Linked DNA regions of Homo sapiens: region 1 is linked to region 2. A link is an interaction called in ENCODE POLR2A ChIA-PET data of the cell type or tissue named here. Cell type or tissue: MCF 10A. All regions are shown on one strand. Links, peaks and the distances in the headings refer to the core of each region. The heading gives the core; the rest is flanking DNA.

The links. Peaks named below come from ENCODE experiments on the same cell type or tissue, not always from the same donor. Only the 100,000 strongest peaks of a DNase experiment are listed, where the experiment ranks them.
Region 1: POLR2A ChIA-PET joins it to region 2 with 5 read pairs; 3 of 35 experiments call an interaction of 5 or more read pairs at or near these places.

What each region holds. Positions count from the first base shown.
Region 1 is chr20:50,743,831-50,760,798 of GRCh38, reverse strand. It overlaps PARD6B (par-6 family cell polarity regulator beta), which reads right to left. Exons shown (of 3, transcript NM_032521.3): 3 at 7,058-11,140. The coding sequence ends at 10,311. Among named protein-coding and RNA genes, the nearest start is that of PARD6B, 21 kb to the right of the region's middle. In MCF 10A, for the core only: no CTCF peak of the experiment used is centred there; no DNase peak of the experiment used is centred there.
Region 2 is chr20:50,854,465-50,858,464 of GRCh38, reverse strand. All of the region lies in intron 4 of BCAS4 (breast carcinoma amplified sequence 4), which reads right to left. Among named protein-coding and RNA genes, the nearest start is that of BCAS4, 61 kb to the right of the region's middle. In MCF 10A, for the core only: no CTCF peak of the experiment used is centred there; a DNase peak (open chromatin) is centred at 2,184.

The DNA of each region.
Region 1 (16,968 bases), core at 5,597-9,596, 100 kb after region 2:
CCAGCCTGGGCAACAAGAGCAAAACTCAGTCTCAAAAAAAAAAAAAAAAAAGTTATAAGAGCTGACAACACTGGGCCCACACATACCCAAATGACAACCATCGAATGTGGTGGCCCCTGCCTTGCTGGGGGCGGGCATCTCCTGTTTACCAGCCCCACCTGCCCTGCCCCACTCTGGCCCTTTGGGCATTTGAATTTGCAACCTCCTCTCTGAGACCCATGGTCCTATCATTTCTATACTTTGAAAGTAATAGGATTTGAAACTGCCATTTCAGATTGAAGTTTATATTGCATTTATATATTCTTTATATATTCAATTTATGTCAGATTTATTTCATATATATATATTTTTTTCTTTTCTTTTCTTTTCTGTTTTTTAGAGACAAATCTTGCTCTGGCCCAGGCTGGATTGCAGTGGCATGATCATAGCTCACTGCAGCCTCAAACTCCAAGGCTCAAGCAATCCTCCTGTCTCAGTCAGCCTCCTGAGTAGCTGGGACTACAGGTGTGCACCACCATGCCTGGCTAATTTAAGAAATTTTTTGTAGAGATGAGGTCTTGCTATGTTGCTCAAACTCCTGGGCTCAAGTGATCTGCCCATCTCAGCAGATGTATTTAAAATAGAATCAAAATAAGCAATAACACTTGAAAACAGAAGTCCTAGTATAGTCGCTGTCAGGAGTTTTAAGTTTTTCCTTTAAAGGTAGAACACTGCCACTGGTCTCTGTATTTAATTTCCACCATTTTCCTTTGATAGAGCACTGCTCTCTGTCCCCAATTTACTTTGTGCAGGACATTTTATAAAAAATGTGTTCCCAAATACTCTAAATCTACAAGGCAGCAGGAGCATTGCTTGAGGCCAGGAGTTCGAGACTAGCCCAGGCAACATAGTGAGACCCTGTCTCTCCGAAAAATATTAGCTGAGTGTGGCGGCACGCATCCATAGTCCCAGATACTCAGGAGGCTGAGGTGGGAGGATTGCTTGAGCCCAGGAGTTTGAGGCTGCAGTGAGTTATGATTGCACCACTATACTTCAGCCTGGTAACAGAGCGAAGAAAAAAGAAAAAAAGCTGCAAGTGATACCCACTGTGTTCCCTCCCCTGTAGTTCTTCCTCTTTCTTGTGGTAACAGAACCCTGATCCCTGATTTTTTTTTTTTTTTTTTTTTGAGATGGAGTTTTGCTCTTGTTGCCCAGGCTGTAGGGCAGTGCTGCAATCTCGGCTCACTGCAAACTCTGCCTCCCGGGTTCAAACGATTCTCCTCCCTCAGCATCCCAAGTAGTTCGGATTACAGGCGTCCGCCACCATGCCTGACTAATTTTTGTATTTTTAGTAGAGACAGGATTTCACCATATTGGCCAGGCTGGTCTCAAACCCCTGACCTCAGGTGATCCACCTGCCTCAGCCTCCCAAAGTGCCGGGATTATAAGCGTGAGCCACTGCACCTGGCTGATCCCTGATTTTTCTTTAGGGGACCATCCCTCCCTCAATAGGTCCAGAATTGGGCCCATGACCCAGACTAGGACAATTAGGAGTTATAGGGATTGGGTTAGGGATGGGCACATGACTGAGACAGGGTCAGTGAGGGTGGTCTCTGGGCTTTGGCTGTCACCATGGGGGAAGACAGGCTCCCTGCCAGGTGGTTGGTAATGTGACGGAATGTTGCCAGGGTTGCTGGAGGCCATCTTTGCCACCATAAGGAGGGACTTGGCCTAAGGGAAAAAAGGTAACAGGGGAAAACAAAAGCAAGAAATGGAGAGGGATTCCAGTTTGTGCTGTAAAATAATACAGTAGCCACTGTCTACATGTGGCTATTAACATTTAAATTAATTAAAATGACATGTAATTTGAAATCCAGTTTCTCAGTTGCACTAGCCACACCTCAAGTATGCAGCAGCCACATGGGGGCTAGTGACTCCCCTCTGGACAAAGCAGAAAATTCTATCAGATGGCACTGTGTCCGATCTGTGCTGAAATCTTAGCCCTGATTTTTCAGTTACACGAGCCAATCCATTCCTTTGAATCTAAGTTAGACGTCAATTGGAGTTAGGTGTATTCACAAGCCAAAGAATCCCAAGGCAACATCCTCCCACTCTGAACACTCTGACTACTGACCAGCCCCATTAGTCACAGATTTAGGTATCATTTGGGTGCTTTCTTTTCATTCAGACCAATGCCAGAGAAAGTCATTACTGAGTTCAGAAATGTGGTTAAGCAAAGGACATTCGAGAATACTGGTGCCAGGTCACCATTTTCTATTGTTTCTTCAAAAGGAAAACAATCAAAGATGCGGAACACATGGATATAGAAAACACATGTCTTTCATCTGGATCCATTCAGGTTTTCTTTTTCTTTTTCTTTTTTTTTTTTGAGACAGAATCTAGCTCTGTCATCCAGGCTGGAGTGCGGTGGCACGATCTCGGCTCACTGCAACCTCCACATCCTGGGTTCAAGCAATTCTCCTACCTCAGCCTCTTGAGTAGCTGGGATTACAGAGGGCTGCCACCACAACCCAGCTAATTTTTCTATTTTAAGTAGAGACAGGGTTTCGCCGTGTTGGCCAGGCTGGTCTGGAACTCCTGACCTCAAGTGATCTGCCCCCCTCAGCCTCCCAAAGTGCTAGGATTACAGGTGTGAGTCACTGTACCTGGCTCCATTCACGTTTTTAATGAGCACAAGAATAATTAGAACATCTCATTTATTTTTTGAGACAGGGCTTTCTCTGTCACCCAGGCTGGAGTGCAGTGGCACTCATAGCTCACAGCTCACTGTAGCCTCGACCTCCTGGGCCCAAGCGATCCTCCCACCTCAGCCTCCTCAGTAGCTGGGACCACAGGTGCATGCCACCATGCCCAGCTAGTTTTTGTATTTTTTGTAGAGACGGGGTCTCCCTATGTTGCCCAGGCTGCTCTCGAACTTCTAGGCTCAAATGATCCTTCCACCTCAGCCTCCCGAAGTGCTGGGGTTACAAGCATGAGCCACCAGACCTGGCAATATATTTTATTTTATTTTTTCCAAATCACTTCTCACTTGATAAACCAATATTGAATCAAACTGATATGATGTACCTGTTGACATGGTGAAATAAAGATATAACATCACCTATGTAATATTCCTGATAAAAACGCATAACTTAAATCTATTTTTTTTTTTTCTTTGAGATGGAGTCTTGCTCTGTCATCCAGGCTGGAGTGCAGTGGTGTGATCCTGGCTCACTGCAATCTCCGCCTCCCGGGTTCAAGTGATTCTCCTGCCCCAGCCTCCCGAGTAGCTGGGATTACAGATGTCCACCACCAAGCCCAACTAAATTTTTTGTATTTTTAGTAGAGATGGGGTTTCACCATGTTGGGCAGGCTTTTCAACTCCCGACCTCAAGTGATCCACCCGCCCCGGCCTCCCAAAGTGCTGGGATTACAGGTGTGAACCACCACGCCCAGCCACTTGAATCTAATTATGAGGAAACAGATAAACCCCAACTGAGGGACAGTCTATGAAACAATTTATCTTTACTGTTCAGAAATGTCAATATTATGAAAGGCAAAGAAAAGCTGAAGAACTGCTCCAGATTAAAGGGGCCAAAAGAGATGAGACAACTCAATGTCTTATTCTGGGTTGGATCCTGGATAAAAGGAAAAAATTTCTGTAAAGGACATCACTAGGTCAATTGATGAGATTCTAGTATTGCTTATATATTAGATAATATTGTAGCAATGTTAACTTTTTTGAATTTGATAATTGGGGTTGTATAAGAAAAAATATAAGAGAATGTCCTTGTTCTTAGAAAATATATGCCTAAGTCTAAAGGGGATAAAAGGGGAGAATCTCTTTAACTAATTCTGAAGTGGTTCAGGAAAAAATACACAGATAGCAAATGAGGATATAACCTGGACAAAGGTTATGCTTTTCATGCAGCTCTTTTCTACGTTGGAAATTATTTCAAAACAAACAAACAAACAAAAAAGCTAGCAAGCAGATAATACAGTACCTTTATTCTCCTTTAGGGAAAAATATGATAGTCTTTCCCATGGCAAATATCTCAAGTGAAAAGTAAAGCACTTCACAGTGTTTTCAAACAGGGCATCCTGACATTGTTTTTGGAATGTTCCAATACACATCCTACAAAAGTGAAATAGAAAATCAGAGCATTTTTCATTACTGTATGAAAACATAGTGTGTGTGTCCTGGATTATAGTGTTCAATGCATTTCTTACTGTGTATTGCAGTTTTTTAAAAAAAATTTTGAGAGACCCTATAACAGGGTGACCCATATTGCAGTCTACCTGAGACAGATCTGGTCCGAGCCTGTTCTACTGGCATAGTTCGTGGCAAACCCATTCATTCTCAAAAGTGTCCCAATTTGGATTATAAATTATAGTCACTCTTATTTTAAGCCACAATTCCTTTTTGTAACAGAATATGGTATGGATAAATGTGCATGGTACTGCCAAAAGACTTTAGCTTTTTCTGTACTTTTTTTTAAATATGGAGAACGAATTTGCACATTATTTATATGACTGAAAATTATTTTTAAAAAGTTATCTTTACTTATGCTGTATTATCTTGTTATCCATCCCTTGGGATTATAATGAACTAGATAATAAGGGTATTAAATTTTCTTTATTTTCTATTACACAGAGAATACTGCTTTCAGAGTAAACTTAATTCCCAAAAGAGAGCTTTTATAAGTGGAAAAACACCTATAGTTTGTAAATAAAATACAAACTCCATTGAATTTTAATATTAACTTATAAAATACAATTGTGTTGTAAAGCAACTGGATAAACACATTAGCTTTTAAAATATTATCTAAGTCTTGTTTTTAGGGAAGAATTTGGTAGACATATTAAGGATCTTTTTTTTTTCTGAGATGGAGTCTCACTTTGTCACCCAGGCTGGGGTGCAGTGGCGCGATCTCGGCTCACTGCAAGCTCCGCCACCCAGGTTCACGCCATTCTCCTGCCTCAGCCTCCCGAGTAGCTGGGACTACAGGCGCCCGCCACCATGCCCGGCTAATATTTTTGTGTGTGTGTTTTTAGTAGAGACGGGGTTTCACCGTGTTAGCCAGGATGGTCTTGATCTCCTGACCTCGTGATCCGCCCGCCTCGGCCTCCCAAAGTGCTGGGATTACAGGCGTGAGCCACCACGCCCGGCATTAAGGATCTTTTAACCGATTAATTTCCTTTATATTTACCTTCTAATGCCCAGTTATCCACCCAATGACAGTCATTTGACTGCACATATACTTCGTTTGGGCAATGAAGACTTATTTTGGTTTCCAAAATATCTTTTCTGAGAGTACTTAAGTATTTAGCATGTTATGTGATCATAGCTAGGAGGCACTGGGTTTTGCTTTACCCTACAGATAACAGCCATCATCATCACGTGATATGCCATCACAAGATAAAAACAAAGGCTTTCCATGTTTAACAGCAAAACACTCCCAAAACTGTGCTTAGAACTCAGCTGCCAAGTCGCTGGTATACATACTTCCAATTTAAACCCCACATCAAACTAAAAGAAGGGAAACACAATCAGAAGTGGTTCTGTCAGTTGCTGTTAAACACTTGAGCACCTAAAGGCAGAACAGAGAGGTCTGGTTTTTGGTAAATTTTTGTAACTTTAGTTTTTCCTCAAAATCAAATTTAATCAAGCTCTTACTCAGCACTGGAAACTAGGAAGCAACAGTGATTTAAGATGCAAATTGCAAGGCTGGGCGCGGTGGCTCACGCCTGTAATCCCAGCACTTTGGGAGGCCAAGACGGGCGGATCACGAGGTCAGGAGATCGAGACCATCCTGGCTATCCTGGCTAACACGGTGAAACCCCGTCTCTACTAAAAATACAAACAAAATTAGCAGGGCGTGGTGGCGGGCGCCTGTAGTCCCAGCTTCTCGGGAGGCTGAGGCAGGAGAATGGCGAGAACCTGGGAGGCGGAGCTTGCAGTGAGCCGAGATAGTGCCACTGCACTCCAGCCTGGGCAACAGAGTGAGACTCCATCTCAAAAAAAGAAAAAAAACAAAGATGCAAATTGCATTGGGGTCATTTTTTGGGAATGAAAGGGATGTTTTAATTCTGCACCATTGTTTCACGGACTCAAAACCCAGAGATGAATATCGGGTACTGAATGCAACCCAATCAAAGGTGTGAAGAGTTCTGTGTGCACGATGTTCCATTTATACTCGGGATTTTTAGTGTTTTTAACTTGGAGGGAAGGAATTAGGATTGTCCTATTGTCCTCTAAACTTGTTGGCAGAAGAGTTAGTGCAATGACCAACTAAGCTGATGACAGGGTGGCTAATTTGGAATTAGAAATGGCTCAGGAAAGGTTGTTCTTTCTCTCAGACCTTTTTTTTTCTTTTTTTGAGATGGAGTCTCACCCTGTTGCCCAGGCTGGAGTGCAGTGGCGTGATCCTAGCTCACCAAAACCCTCGCCTCCCCGGTTCAAGCGATTCTCCTGCCTCAGCCTCCCAAGTAGCTGGGACTACAGGTGTGCGCCACCAAGCTCAGCTAATTTTTTTTTTATTTTTAGTAGAGACAGGGTTTCACTATGTTGGCCAGGCTGGTCTCCAACTCCTGACCTCATGATCCGCCTGCCTCAGACTCCCAAAGTGCTGGGATTACAGGCATGAGCCACCATGCCTGGCCTTTTTCTCAGACATTTTAAGTTTTTCAGTATAAATTGAATTCAATCAACATAGGCCATACTAGATAGATGGTAATATTAATTAAGTATAACTAAGTGAATTTGAATTTCAGAAGATAAGCTGTCACATTACAAACTAGTTTCAAATAATCTTAAAGATAACTTTGGGTGAATAGCTTGCATAACCTTTCACACTATCAGAATTAACCACATTTTAAAAGTTACCATCCAGCCCATAGCCATATGGTCATACACAGTTGCAAAAAGTGCACATACAATTTGGGGTCCATCTTTTAACAATTAAAAGTTAAGGAAGCAAGGATCTTGTTAAAACTCAAGGGTTTTCTCCCTACCTATTTTATATAATGGGCACCTGGTATTTGTGGGCAACTTTTCATATAATTTCAAACAAGAAAGTAGCCTTTATACAAGTCTATCTTTATTTGTAAAAAATAATATACAACTAAAGCTAATTTGATTTTTAAAATCGAAGTTCATTTAGTGATAATGTACACTTTATAATAAAATTGTAGTAAAATACTGACATTTGATAGTTATAAACAAAGTATCATTCATGTAAAAATCATGTTATAGCATGTAAAATTTAATTAGAAAATTCATAGCTCACAAAAGTACATATATTTTGTTGATAGCTCGAGAACATTATCATAAATTTACTTAAGATACAGAACAAAATTCACAGTTAGGCTTGACATTTAGTACTATAAAATTTTATGTTGGATCCACTGATACTTTTGTTAATAAGGTGCACTTGAAATAATTGATTCAGCCTACCAATGAGCTGATATTTTATCGTATAACCAGGATCTATTGGTTTTACAATATATCTAGTAATCAATTATTTCACCAATAATTTAAGAAACAGAGATCTACTTGAAAATACCATTGATAGATACCCTTAACAGGATAATTAAAATAAAAAGCAATAGCAGCTTTGATTTCCATTTCCATGAATGCGTACAAGATAAATCTGTATTTTACAGTTAAAATTTGTACAAAAAGTCAAGCCCTGAAGTAGTTTTTCCCCCAAAAGTTCTGATGTTAAAACTTTAAAAAAAAAAAGAGAGAGGTAGTGTGTAAAAATATTTTTACTTAAAATGTTGAACCCCTGCACCACTTATATTATAAATGAAAGTTAACCTTCTACATACTAACATTATTTTGCCATTCAAGAGTCAAATTTGTAAGACTCACAGAATGTTAAAGCCGGAATGCCATTAAAAATAGCATATAAATGGAAGAACTTCGGTGAATTCAACAAAAAGTACAACGTATTACATAATGTGCAGTCAGTTAATAGTTTACTGATAATATGCTTAGTGGTAATGTGAACAAAATACATTGAAGTATTCTGAGTCAAGTGATCTTCACGTAATCAAGACTTCTTCATATATATTTTACCATATAGAGAAAACATCCTTCAAAGCGGAGTCATTTGAATCTTCATTGTTGTAATAGCACACAATTGTTAAAAAGGTATTCATACTAGCCCTACCATAAAGTTAATTAATAAATAACTCTCCATAAGCCATAGGGAACTTATGTACTTCATAGTATTTTTAGTTTCTATATACAAGCATACCATTGTGCTTGTGCACACTGTACAATAAAATCAGGCAAGGAATTAAAGTTAGCAGCCTTACTCTTAGCTTGTTCTAAGTGGATGCATTGGAAAGTAATAAATAGCCTCATAAAATTAATAGTGATAAACTCTACCTGTCACAGGTGAATACTATGTAGTTTTCATAAAGTGTAGGCAGTGTTTCTAGAAATCCCATGAAGGAAAACCCAATTTTTTTTTTTTTTGGCATAAAAAGTGCACAAGTTTGTCCTATGTGTTAAAACATCTTAATTTGGATGTATTTTTTATCCAAAATGATGCATACTTGGATGCATTAAAAGCACACCAACAAAAATACACACACTAACAATAAAAGGAATGATTTCAAATGAGACTGGGAATGGGAACAAGAATAGGTTAAAGGAGAGACTTCCATATTTCCAAAGTCAAGAGAATTGCCTTTTAAAACATAAATTATATAGCCATACAGAATTAATTTGAAAATATGAAAGCTATAGGAAGGACAAACACCAATTTGAACAACTGTTGCAAAGTTTCATAACTCAAGAAAAGATAGCTTCCTGGCTAGGCGCTCATGCCTGCAATCCAGCACTTTGGGAGGAGATGGGCGGATCACTTGAGGTCAGGAGTTTGAGACCCACCTGACCAACATGGTGAAACTCCATCTCTACTAAAAATACAAAAAAATAAGCCAGACGTGTTGGCGCACACCTGTAATCTTAGCTACTCAGAAGGCTGAGGCAGGAGAATTGCTTGAACCCGGGAGCTGAGATTGCACCACTGCACTCCAGCCTGGGTGACAGAGACTCTGTCTCAAAAAAAAAAAAAAAAAGCTTCCTCAGCTTTATAACATGGGAAGTAACTCCTAAAAACAGCCAAGTGGTTTGATTCTTAGAAACCAGAAATGCACAACTGGGCGCGGTGGCTCACGCCTGTAATCCCAGCACTTTGGGAGGCCGAGGCGGGCGGATCAGGAGGTCAGGAGATTGAGACCTTCCTGGCTAACACTGCGAAACCCCGTCTCTACTAAAAATTAGCCAGGCATGGTGGCAGGCGCCTGTAGTCCCAGCTACTTGGGAGGCTGAGGCAGGAGAATGGTGTGAACCCAGGAGGTAGAGCTTGCAGTGAGCCAAGATCGCGCCACTGCACTCCAGCCTGGGCGATAGAGCGAGACTCCATCTCAAAAAAAAAAAAAAAAAAAAAAAGAAAGAAAAGAAAAGAAACTGGAAATGTACTTGAGAACATCATTTGTTACAATTTATTAGAAAGGAACATAAAAAAACAAAAATCAAAATAGGCTGGGCATGGTGGCTCTAATCCTAGCATTTTGGGAAGCCGAGGCAGGACTGCTTAAGCCCAGGAGTTCAAGACCAACTTGGGCAACATGGCGAAACCCTGTCTCTACAAAAAATACAAAAAGTAGACAGATGTGGTGGTATGTGCCTATGGTCCCAGCTACTCAGGAGGCTGAGGTGGGAGGACTGCTTGAGCCCAGGGGATTGAGGCTGCAGAGAGCTGTGATCATGCCACTGCATTCCAGTGTGGGCAACAGAGTGAGACCCAGTCACTAAAAAAAAAAAAAAAAAAAAAAAAAAAAAAAATCAAAATAAAATATTGGGAACATGAGACCTTTAAGAGCTGAGGTCCCCAATGTACCACAAGAGAGAATCAGACTTCACATTAGAATTTTAAAAATACAGTTAAAGGAAAAATTAACTGGGCTCTGCACAGCAGGTTAAATATGCAACCACTTCCAACAGAAATGATCTAGTCTTCTCACATAGTTCCAAGAATGTGCTTTAACATCTGATTCTCCACAGACAAAACAGCAAAAGCACGTAACTTCATCAGCAAAGGCCCCTTTGTTTTGGACTTAAATTCACCTCTGATCCACCAAAGTTTATATTAACAATTATCAAACTACTACTTTAATAATATTGTAAGCTTGCAACGTTACTCGTCTCATGCCTATTCCACGTCACTGGTCAGAGGTATATATGCTTTTAAACTAGCCAAATGTACAAGTCCTCATGGCATCCTCACTCTGAAAACATTCAAACCACGGTTTCATAATGTTATGATTGTTCCATCTTCTTCTAAGAGTTTTTGATCTGGAGCATGTGTTTCAAATTCCGTGTTTGAGCTGCTTGCTATGGCTGCTAAGCTCACTTCATTAGAGGGAATAAAGCCATTCTGTCCAGACTCAAAGCTTAGCTCTATCTGTGTTAATGACTCCAGGCTCTCAGTATTAGGAACAGCTTTTGGAATCTGCTGTGGCACTCCATTGTCTTCAATGATAATGTCATCTTCTTCGCTGTCTTCATCCTCTGGCTCAAAGCTTGGTTCAATCTGCTGTGGGTAGCCAAGAAGGCTGTTATCAGTAGACTGACCGGAACTGCCAGAAGTCCGACTGTTCCTCACAACATTATTCCTCTGGTTTGCCGGTCTCACTGTTATGATGAGGTTACGGCTATTTGCAATCATCATGTCTGTTACTTGATCAAGGCTCTTCCCTGAAACTTCTATGCCATTAACTTCTAAAACTTCATCATTAACAGCTAATAGTCCTGTACTTTGAGCCAGACCTCCTGGGACAAGCCTGGATATAAAGATCCCTGGAACCTTTTCTAAGCCATGTGGTGTTACCCTGACACTGGAGCCATCCCGGATGTAGAATCCTAGGGGTTTCTCCGTGCCGTATTTGTAAAGACGTACCCTACGATGCGTTTCTGGGAGAATATCCACGTCTATAATAGAAGACACAGGTCTAAAGTCTTGGGGCATACTAATGACTATATGTGGCTTTTTTCTATGGTTGTCAGGACGCAATACGTTGGTTAAAACATTCTTCTTCTTTATTAGCGTGTCTGTACCAAAGGCACTGTAGTCTGCTTCTTCTGTTTAAAAATAAAACAAAATAATTATAGAAATGCTGTAAAAATATCTATTCACTTGCAGCTGAATCTGTACAGAAAGGATAACTCAAAATATATTTGGTATATAAACAAACTAGCTAATAAGCTTATTCTAATCAGATCATAATCTAGTACAGTAGTAAAATGCCATACCAGAAAAAACCACTAGGTGGCCATCTCAAATACACATCACAAAATAAACCAATGTTGAAGTTAAATTTGATAGAGCTCATTCACTTTTAAACATTAAATATGGCAAATGAAACTATGATAGATCTTACATATTTTTTTTTTTTTTGAGATGGAGTCTCGCTCTGTCGACCAGGCTGGAGTGCAGTGGCGTGACCTCGGCTCACTGCAACCTCCGCCTCCCGGGTTCAAGCAATTCTCCTGCCTCACCCTCCCGAGTAGCTGGGACTACAGGTGTGTGCCACCAGGCCTGGCTAACTTTTTGTATTTTTAGTACAGATGGGGTTTCACCGTGTTAGCCAGGATGGTCTCGATTTCCTGACCTCATGATCCACCCACCTCGGCCTCCCAAAGTGCTGGAATTATAGGCGTGAGCCACCGCACCTGGCCAGATCTTACATATTCTTAAACATCATTAAATATATATGTATTTTTACTTTTTTTTGAATAGGGTCTTGCTATGTTGCCCAGGCTGGTTTTGAACTCCTGGCCTCAGGAGATCCTCCCGCCTCAGCCTCTCAATGTGCTAGGAGTACAGGTGAGAGCTACTGTGTCCGGCCTTAAAACATCATTTTAAACCAGTTACTTAAAATACATTTTTCCTTCACTTGTTTAAAAAACTTGTAATGTGGTTGGGCGTGGTGCCTCACGTCTATAATCCCAGTGCTTTTTTGGGAGGCCATGGTGAGTGGATCACTTGAGCCCAGCCTGGGCAACAGCGTGAGACCCTGTCTTTATGAAAAGTAAAAAAAAATTAGCCAGGTGTGGTAGGTAGCGTCTGCCTGGAGTCCCGGCTACTTGGGAGGCTGAGATGGGAGGATGGCTTCACTCCAGGATTCAGGTCTGCAGCGCACTATGATCACTGCACTCCAGCCTCGGTAACAAAACAAAAACACGCCTGCAATTTGCATGTTTATCATATTCAACTCAAATACTTGAAGTGGGATATTTGATTCTCAAGGTAAATCAGAGAGTAAAATCATATACCAATATCAGAGGCTGAGTGGGCAGATAATGTAATTGATGCTGATGCATATCAAACAAACACTTCGGAATTTTGGTATTCTGCAAATAAACACTCTCCCTCAGTTTTCTGTTGCTATTGTTTGAGACGGAGTCTCGCTCTGTCGTCCTGGCTGGAGTGCAGAGGCATGATCTCAGCTCACTGCCACCCCCGCCTCCCAGGTTCAAGCGATTCTCCTGCCTTAGCCTCCCAAGTGGCTTGGGATTACAGGCATGCGCCACTATGCCCAGATAATTTTTGTATTTTCAGTAGAGATGCGGTTTCACTATGTTGGCCAGGCTGGTCTTGATGGAACTCTTGACCTCAGGTGATCCACCTGCCTCAGCTTCCCAAAGTGCTGGGATTACAGGTGTGAGCCACCTCGCCCAGCAGGAATTCTTGATCTCTCATTTTCATTTTGAAAGAGGCAAAGGTGGAGTTTTAACTTTTTTCTTTACTGTGTGAAAAACTATGCATAAAGTTCAATGGTATTTTGTCCTCAGTGGTGGTGACACAGACAATAGGAAGTAGTAGGACTCTGGCAAACTGGAGAGCTCCTGCCTCATTTAGATGGCATAGCTGCTTCTCAGTTCCTCGCAGATTTTCTTCATGCCAGAAAGTCTTGTTTTTAGGCAAAATCTTGCGATCTTTAAATACTGCCGCCTAATTAAATAATAAACTAAAAGGGAAAACAGAACACCTAACACCAGATATGGTTAAATTATATGGCTGAAGGAAGATAGTCTATAAACAAAACATTTCATCAGAGAATGAGAGGTAAAACAGAAAATGAAACTAACAGCAGAAACAAAAGTTAAAATAGTATTTTCAAAAATAACTACAATGAGGATAAACTAAAAAGTGAAATTTACATGAATTAAAAAAAAAACACAACAACTTCAATAATGCCTCTCCCTGGTTTTCCAGTGGCTAGGCAAAAAAAAAAAAAAAAAAAAAAAGAAAGAAAGAAAAAAAGAAAAAGAAAAGAAAAGACAACAACAAAAAATAAATGGCTTCCCTCCTCCTCCACAAAATAGTTGAAAATCCTAGTCTCAGCTGCTGCCACAGAAAACACCAATCTCACCATCTTGCGTTTGTATAGCGCTTCAACTCATATTCTCTTGTTTAATCCTAAACCCCCTCATTGCTAAACTATTATCATCTTCACTTTATAACCAATAAATTAAGGGTACAACGTAAGTTACACAGAAAGAACTAGAGCCCAGGTTTTCTTACGAGGCTAGTATCTTCCAAGTCACAATAATGAATGCCAAGTATCAATTATGTCAGAGTATGGGGAGCTTTAGTATTCTTTTCTGATGCTGCGTGAACACTCTTCAAAACCTAGTTTCAGATAAATATATAAGGTTACGGGTATCTTATTTTTTTGGCATTTTTTTCCCCTTGGGGACACTTGTAATCATTTATAAGTATTTGCATTGGGCTCTTACAGAGACAGAAATGTATTTATAATATGGCTTTGGATATAAATCCATTGGTACAACAATCTTTTTGGCAAAAAAACCTATCAAGAATAGTCTTCTGGTAATGTGTTTTCTCAAAATCATACATATTTGTGTTTTAAAACAATCAATAAGGAAAGCCTATATAACATTTATAAGGGAAATTCCAGACCATATAAACTGAGAACAGTATTACGTTGCCTACATACCTACTCATGGGAAACCTAACCAAAATAAACTCCAAATCTGCATAATTTGGCATCACATCCAGACTCCATTTGAATGCTCTCTGCTAAATTCTCAAAAGCAATATGCCCCAGTACAAAGCCACCTTTGTTCTCCCATCTAGCTAATCAGTTTCCAGCCACTGGGAAAGAAAATATTTTGGCAGAAAGCCAGGGTTCAGGGTGTTAAAGTGTAAAGGTGAATGTCCACAAGGAATTGGAGTTGACTTTCTACCTGAACACTATCAGAGCATTAAACTCAGAATGAGATGGAAAGTTTGAAAACTTGATCATAGCAACTGTCCACTTGTATAAATTCACTTATGCAACAGTACATGATATGGGCTGATACAGCAGCACCGCATTTATCCCAAGCCTTTTCTTCAGCCAATGATCTCGGCTAACTGAACAGACAAGGATCCACCTAGAAGGCCTCCAAATAGTCAAACTGGATGTCTTACTTTCTTACACACAAATAGTGGCTGTTCTTCACTTATCCTGCAGGGCTTCCCTCTGAACCTCTTACTCTTTAAACATTAATTCTGAAAAGCCTAGTAATCTCATTCCTTTGCTCATAGAGGGTCATAAACCACACATTCAGAGCAAAGGGTAAGGATCCATTTGTGGGTGGCAGGCAGATGTAAGACATAAAAGCTTCACAGTGAGTAAAAAGCAAATCTAGAAAAAAAAAAAAACTTCTACATAAGCTCCATCAGTATCCCCATACAGTAACAAAACAGCAACCATTATAGTACAGCCATCAACAAAGTTCAAGATTATGCCCCACTTGAAGATCAGAGGAAGAAATCAAATAATGAAATAATGTTTTAAAATGTTCTAATCCAGGGGTTGACAACCGTTTTCTGTCAAGAGTCAGACAGTAAATGTCTAGGTATTACAGGCTATATAATCACTCTTGTAAAAGCAGCCACAGACAATCCATAAAATATTATGTGGCCAGGCATGATGGCTCATGCCTGTAATCCCAGCACTTTGGAAGGGCGAGGTGAGAGGACTGCTTCAGCTTAGTAGTTTAAGACCAGCCTGGGTAACATAGCAGGACCCTGTCTCTACAAAAATAATTTTAAAAATTAGCTGGGCATGGTGGTTTGTTTGTGCCTGTAGTCCAAGCTACTTGGGAGGCTGAAGTGGGAGGATCACTTGAGCCTGAGAGGTCGAAGCTGAAGTACGCTAAGATGGCACCACTGCACTCCAATCTGGGCAATGGTGAGACCCTGTTCCAAGAAAATTTTATATGCAAAAGCAGCCAACAGGCCTTAGTTTGCCAACTCTTGCTCTAATATAAAATGGTTAAATGAGATAGATCTGGCAACTTTTTTTTTTTTTTTTGAGACGGAGTTTCGCTCTAGAGTGCAATGACACGATCTCGGCTCACTGCAACCTCCACCTCCTGGGTTCAAGCGATTCTCCTTCCTCAGCCTCCCGAGTAGCTGGGATTACAAGCATGCACCACCATGCCCGGCTAATTTTTGTATTAGAGACAGGGTTTCACCATGTTGGTCAGGCTGGTGGCGAACTCCTGACGTTGGGCGATCCGCCCACCTTGGCCTCCCAAAGTGCTGGGATTACAGGCGTGAGCCACTGCGCCCAGCCAGATCTGGCAACTTTAAAAAGATTAAATATCACTTAAAGCAAATTAGATATTCAAATTTTGCAGACCCCTTCATTCCTAATACAGAAAAATTAATCACCAAATATTTAACGAACACTGACTATGTGCCAGGAATTGTGCTCTGTGGTACAGATTTGGTGAATAAAATAGGTATGGTGTCTACTTTCGTGGTGCTTACAATCTAAAAGAGGAGATGGCAACTAACAAATAATTTCAAATACTCTAAGTAAATTATAACAAAGGTGCTGAGAGCTATAAGCACACCATGCTGGGGAAGTATGTAAAGGGGACCTGGCCTGGCTTGTAGGAGTAAGGCAAGGCTTCTCCAGGGAAGTGATTCTGTGAGGAAAACCAGCCAGGGGCTAATAGTAGAAGGCAAGAAGAATGTTCCAGGCACAGGACTCGACAATATCCAGAAGAGGGAGGGCCAGACAAAGAAATCCAATACAGCTAGAACAGAGGGTGAAAAGCAGGAGGGAGGGAGGGAGGGAGGGAGTCAGGAGCTGAGTCAGAGGCAGCCAGGGGCCAAACAGACAAACAGGGCCTCCTGGGAAGTACCAAAGTTTACAGACTTTAGCCTAAGGGCAAAGGGAAGAAAATCAAGGATTTTAAGGGAAGACAGTGATAGTGAACTCATTTGGTTTTTCTACAAAGCTCACTCCGGCTGCAGGCTGGAGAAGGACGTGGAGGGGGAGGACAAGAAGCTACTGCAGCCAGCGCAGTGCAGTGGGTCACACTTGTAATCCCAGCACTTTGGCAGGCCGAGGTGGGCGGATTACCAGAGGTCGGGAGTTCGCAAGCAGCCTGACCAACATGGAGAAACCCCATCTCTACTAAAAATACACAATTAGCCAGGCATGGTGGCGCATGCCTGTAATCCCACCTACTCGGGAGGATGAGGCAGGAGACTCACTTGAACCCAGGAGGCGGAGGTTGCCGTGAGACGAGATCACGCCATTGCACTCCAGCCTGGGCAACAAGAGCGAGACTGCTTCTCAGAAAAAAAAAAAAAAAAAAAAAAAAGAAGCTACTTCAGTAAATTTGGATGGCACCTGGCCTGGAGCAGAGGACATGGAAATGGGGAGACAAATCTGAAAAATAACTAGAACACAGTTTTAATAGGCTTGGTGACTGACTAAAAAATAGGTATGTGTCAAAGGTGACACCCACGTTTCTGTTGTGAGTAACTGGTGTCACATACTGAGATGTTACTCCACAATTTCTTTTTTTTTTTTTTTTTGAGACGGAGTCTCGCTCTGTCGCCCAGGCTGGAGTGCAGTGGCGCGATCTAGGCTCAC
Region 2 (4,000 bases), core at 1-4,000:
ATGCCCGGCTAATTTTTCTATTTTTAGTACAGACAGGGTTTCACCATGTTGGCCAGGCTGGTCTCAAACTCTTGACCTCAGATGATCCACCCACCTCGGCCTCCCAAAGTGCTGGGATTACAGGTGTGAGCCACCATGCCCGTCCAGCATTTACTTTGTATTAGGTATTATAAGTAATCTAGAGATGATTTAGAGTATATGGAAGGATGTATGTAAGTTATATGCAAATTCTCTCTATATATTCTCTGTATTAGAGACTCAAGCACCCATGGATTTTTGATAACTGAAAGGGGTTCCTGGAGCCAAGCCCCATGGATACCAGGGATTACTGTACTAACTTGAATGAATGAATGAATGAAGATGGGGTGGAGGTTTGGCAGCAGAGTTAAGCCTGGCCCAGGGGCTGGAGTTGCTAGTTCTTGGCAGCTCCCGGAGCAGACAAGCAGGCTAAGAGGGGACTGTGTGGGGACGGGATGGGCATGGAGGTGGATGGAAGGAAGCTCCAGGCAGCAACACTGTGGGGTGGTCTCCAGGCTCAAGAACCCTAGAGACAGAGGGAAAGAGGAGAACATCCTGCTGGCTGAGCCGCCCACCCTCACCCCACCATGGACATTCTCAACAGAACCAGAAATGGGGGACTGCTGATGGGGAATAACTCACTTCTCAGGGCACAAAGCCTTAGAGGCTTCCCACTACCTGCCCATTCCCTCAGTGAGACTCATGTTGCTTATGGGAATAAGGGTGGAAGTGGAGGTGGGGGTCACAGAGGACCTCGAATTTGCACTTTGACATCCCCCACCAAAGCCCCAGAGCTGCTAGCATTGAGAGCAGAGTCCCTTCATCCAGCGCAGTAAACTGTCCCATTTCCAAATCCCTCAGATGGCAGCGGTCCCCCTTCCTAGCTGTGTGACCTTGGCCAAGTTACTAACCTCTCTGTGCCTCTGTTTTCTCATCTAAAAATGGGGGCTAATAATTGCTCCTACCTCATAGGGCATTATGCTCATATAACGGAAAGTGCTTAGAAAATAGCGTTCAGCTGGGTGAGGTGGCTCAAGCCTGTAATCCCAGCACTTTGGGAGGCTGAGGCAGGCGGATCACCTGAGGTCCGGAGTTCAAGACCAGTCTGACCAGCATGGAGAAACCCCGTCTCCACTAAAAATACAAAATTAGCCAGGTGTGGTGGCGCATGCCTGTAATCCCAGCTACTCGGGAGGCTGGGGCAGGAAAATTGCTTGAACCCGGGAGGCCCAGGTTGCGGTGAGCTGAGATCGCGCCATTGCACTCCGGCCTGGGCAACAAGAGCGAAACTCTGTCTCAAAAAAAAGGAAGAAAATACTGCTCAATGAGTGAAGGCTCATTTCATTCTGAACAGGGCTCCCTGAATTCATATGCTTCTAAAATGCCATCATTAGCTTGTGAACAGCACAAACGTACAATGTTATAATGTTGCATTTTAAGTAATTAAATGCATTCAGTTTCAAAATATGAACATTTAAACTAAATCACAGTTACGGGAGCCAGTTCTGATACTGCTTCAATGTTTAACTTACAAGGAGGCTTGAAAATTACAAGTGCCAGAACATCTCTCAGCCACTAAGTGATGTGACTCATCAATCAATCAATCAGAGGGCCTGGCACACAGTAGGTGCTCAATAAATGACTGCTGGCCAGAGAGTGAGAGCTTATAGGAGGCCACATGTCAGGCACAAAGATGCTGGCAGGCAGCCCTGCAAGCAGCGCCCCCATGTCTCTCCAAGCACTGACCACTGTCATCTGAGCCCCTCCTGCCCCGTACCAATGCACACACTTCCAGGGGCACTGCCCAAGGCCTCTGGAGCCAGGTCTAGGCCAGCAAAGAGCTACCAGACACAAAAGGGACAAGGAGGCTGGAAGACTGTGATCACCAATCCTGATCAGGGTGGCACCTTGAAATTGGTGCTTGGAGATGCCCAGCCCCGAAACAGCCACCTCCCTGCTCCAGCTTCTCACTCCATTTAAAAACCAGCATCTCCCTCTCCGGCTGAGGTTCCCAGGTTAATTATTAGGATTCCCTAAGTAACAGGAACTTTGACCTTGACTTTGGGCCTGGCAGCATGACAAGGTGTGATGTTATCAGCCAGAACAGGCATCGGGATGAACTCACTGCCTAATGAGACACGGTTTATTTTCCCAGCAGAAAGTTGACCAGGAACAGAGCCAAGTACTTCCCAGGCTCCGTGGGCATCAAAGGGATTGCACCTTTTCCAGACCCAATCCACAGCTGCAGGCAGCAGGCAGGAGTCTGCACTGACAAACGACTCACCTCTGCACACTGCTTGATTCCAGAACCTGCGTTCTGACACCGATCACACCTGCCATCCCCTGCCGGGCCCAACCTCACTCAGGAATGCCTGCGACCCAGCAGCCTGTCGTGGGCTGTGCTGCGAATGCCACACATGGGCCAGGCTCTTCCCTCCCGCAGGCCTTTCCCAGCCTGTCCTCTGCAGCTTCCCTTGAGCTCGTTCCTCTTTTTCTCTGTGAGGCATGGAAGTGAGATGCATGCAGCCCACCTTGTTATTATCCGCTGATAGTTTCTGCCTGTGAGTTTTATTCTCCAGAGAGACCCTAAGCCCAGGCGGGGACCCAGGTCCTCCATTTATTCATCCTCAGGTTCATGGCTGTTGTTACTAACAGTTCCCACGTACCAAGTGTTGCTCTCTAGTGACACAGTCAAAAGCGTCCCTGGGGGGCCCTCCTGTGGGCGCACTTATGCCCTGATGTGGACATCAGGGCTCAGAGAAGGGCAATGGGTGCCCACGGCCCAGCCTGGGCCGGCCAGGCTGGTGGACGGCAGACAGACTCAGACCTGTCCTAGCCCTGCCGGCCCACACCCTTCCCCTTCCCCTTCCAGTCTGAGGAGGAAGGGGTCCCAGGAAGGTCTCTTGGAGGAGCCAGAGATGCAGGTGGAGGTGGGGCACGAAGGGGGATGCGAGGATTGTGGCCTGGGGGACAGGGGGCACAGTGAAGGTTTGTGATTGTGTAGGTGACACACAGAGAGACATGGGACAGAGACACAGGCAGGAGAGACGAGGAGATGGAGTGGCACAGATAGGGATGCAGAGACACATGGAGAGACGCAGAGACAAGCAAGATGAACGCAAGAGACATGGATCCAGGCAGTGACACAAAGATAGAGACAGACCAGAATACCAACAGAGATGGAGATGGGAAGAGAGACAGCAGGAAACAGAATTGTTGGGGATGCAGAGCCAGAGGCCGAAATCTCCACCAAGCAGGGCTGGGGGTGAGGGTGGGGCCTTGCCTGGGCCCCTCCCCCAGTGGTCAAGATGGAATGGAGGGCTGAAGATGGGAGGAAGTGGGAGAGGTGGGACCCAAGACACCCCTGGCGGGTGTGCCCAGGTGGGCGTGGCTAGCCCAACCCCTCATGACCCAGCATGGCTTGAGACACACCACGAACCCGGCCACCCCTGAGCACCGGCGTGCTCCTGGCATGAGCAGTGTGGAGGGGCTGACCCAGATGGGCAGCAGCTCAGAGGCGAGTGAGCCACTCCATTCAATTCCTGCAGGCGAGATCCATGGTGGCCGACATCAGCGCATGGCAGGAAGCAGGCGACAGGTTATTCTGTAAAAAGCAGCTTCAGGACTTGGCTTTGGCAGCCTTGAAGACGTCAGAGACACACCTACGGTGCCGCATGGTGGGGGGGGTTTGGAACAATCAGCCCCTCCAGAGAGAGCTGTCTACAAAAGCAATCCTCGCAGCCCACCCTAACTGAGCACCTACTATGTGCTAGCGCTGTGCCAAGTGCATAAGTGAATCCCTTCAGGCAGCCTGGAGCTCAGGACTGCAGGCTCTGGAGCCAGGCAGCCTGGGGACACCTCTTCTACCTCCTCCCGCTGACTGTGGGGAGAAGCTCCACCTCCTGCTGCCTCAGTTGCTCTTTATAAAATGGGGCCAATGATAGCAACTTGCCTCACTACACAGCAGCTGAGCAGGTGAGTA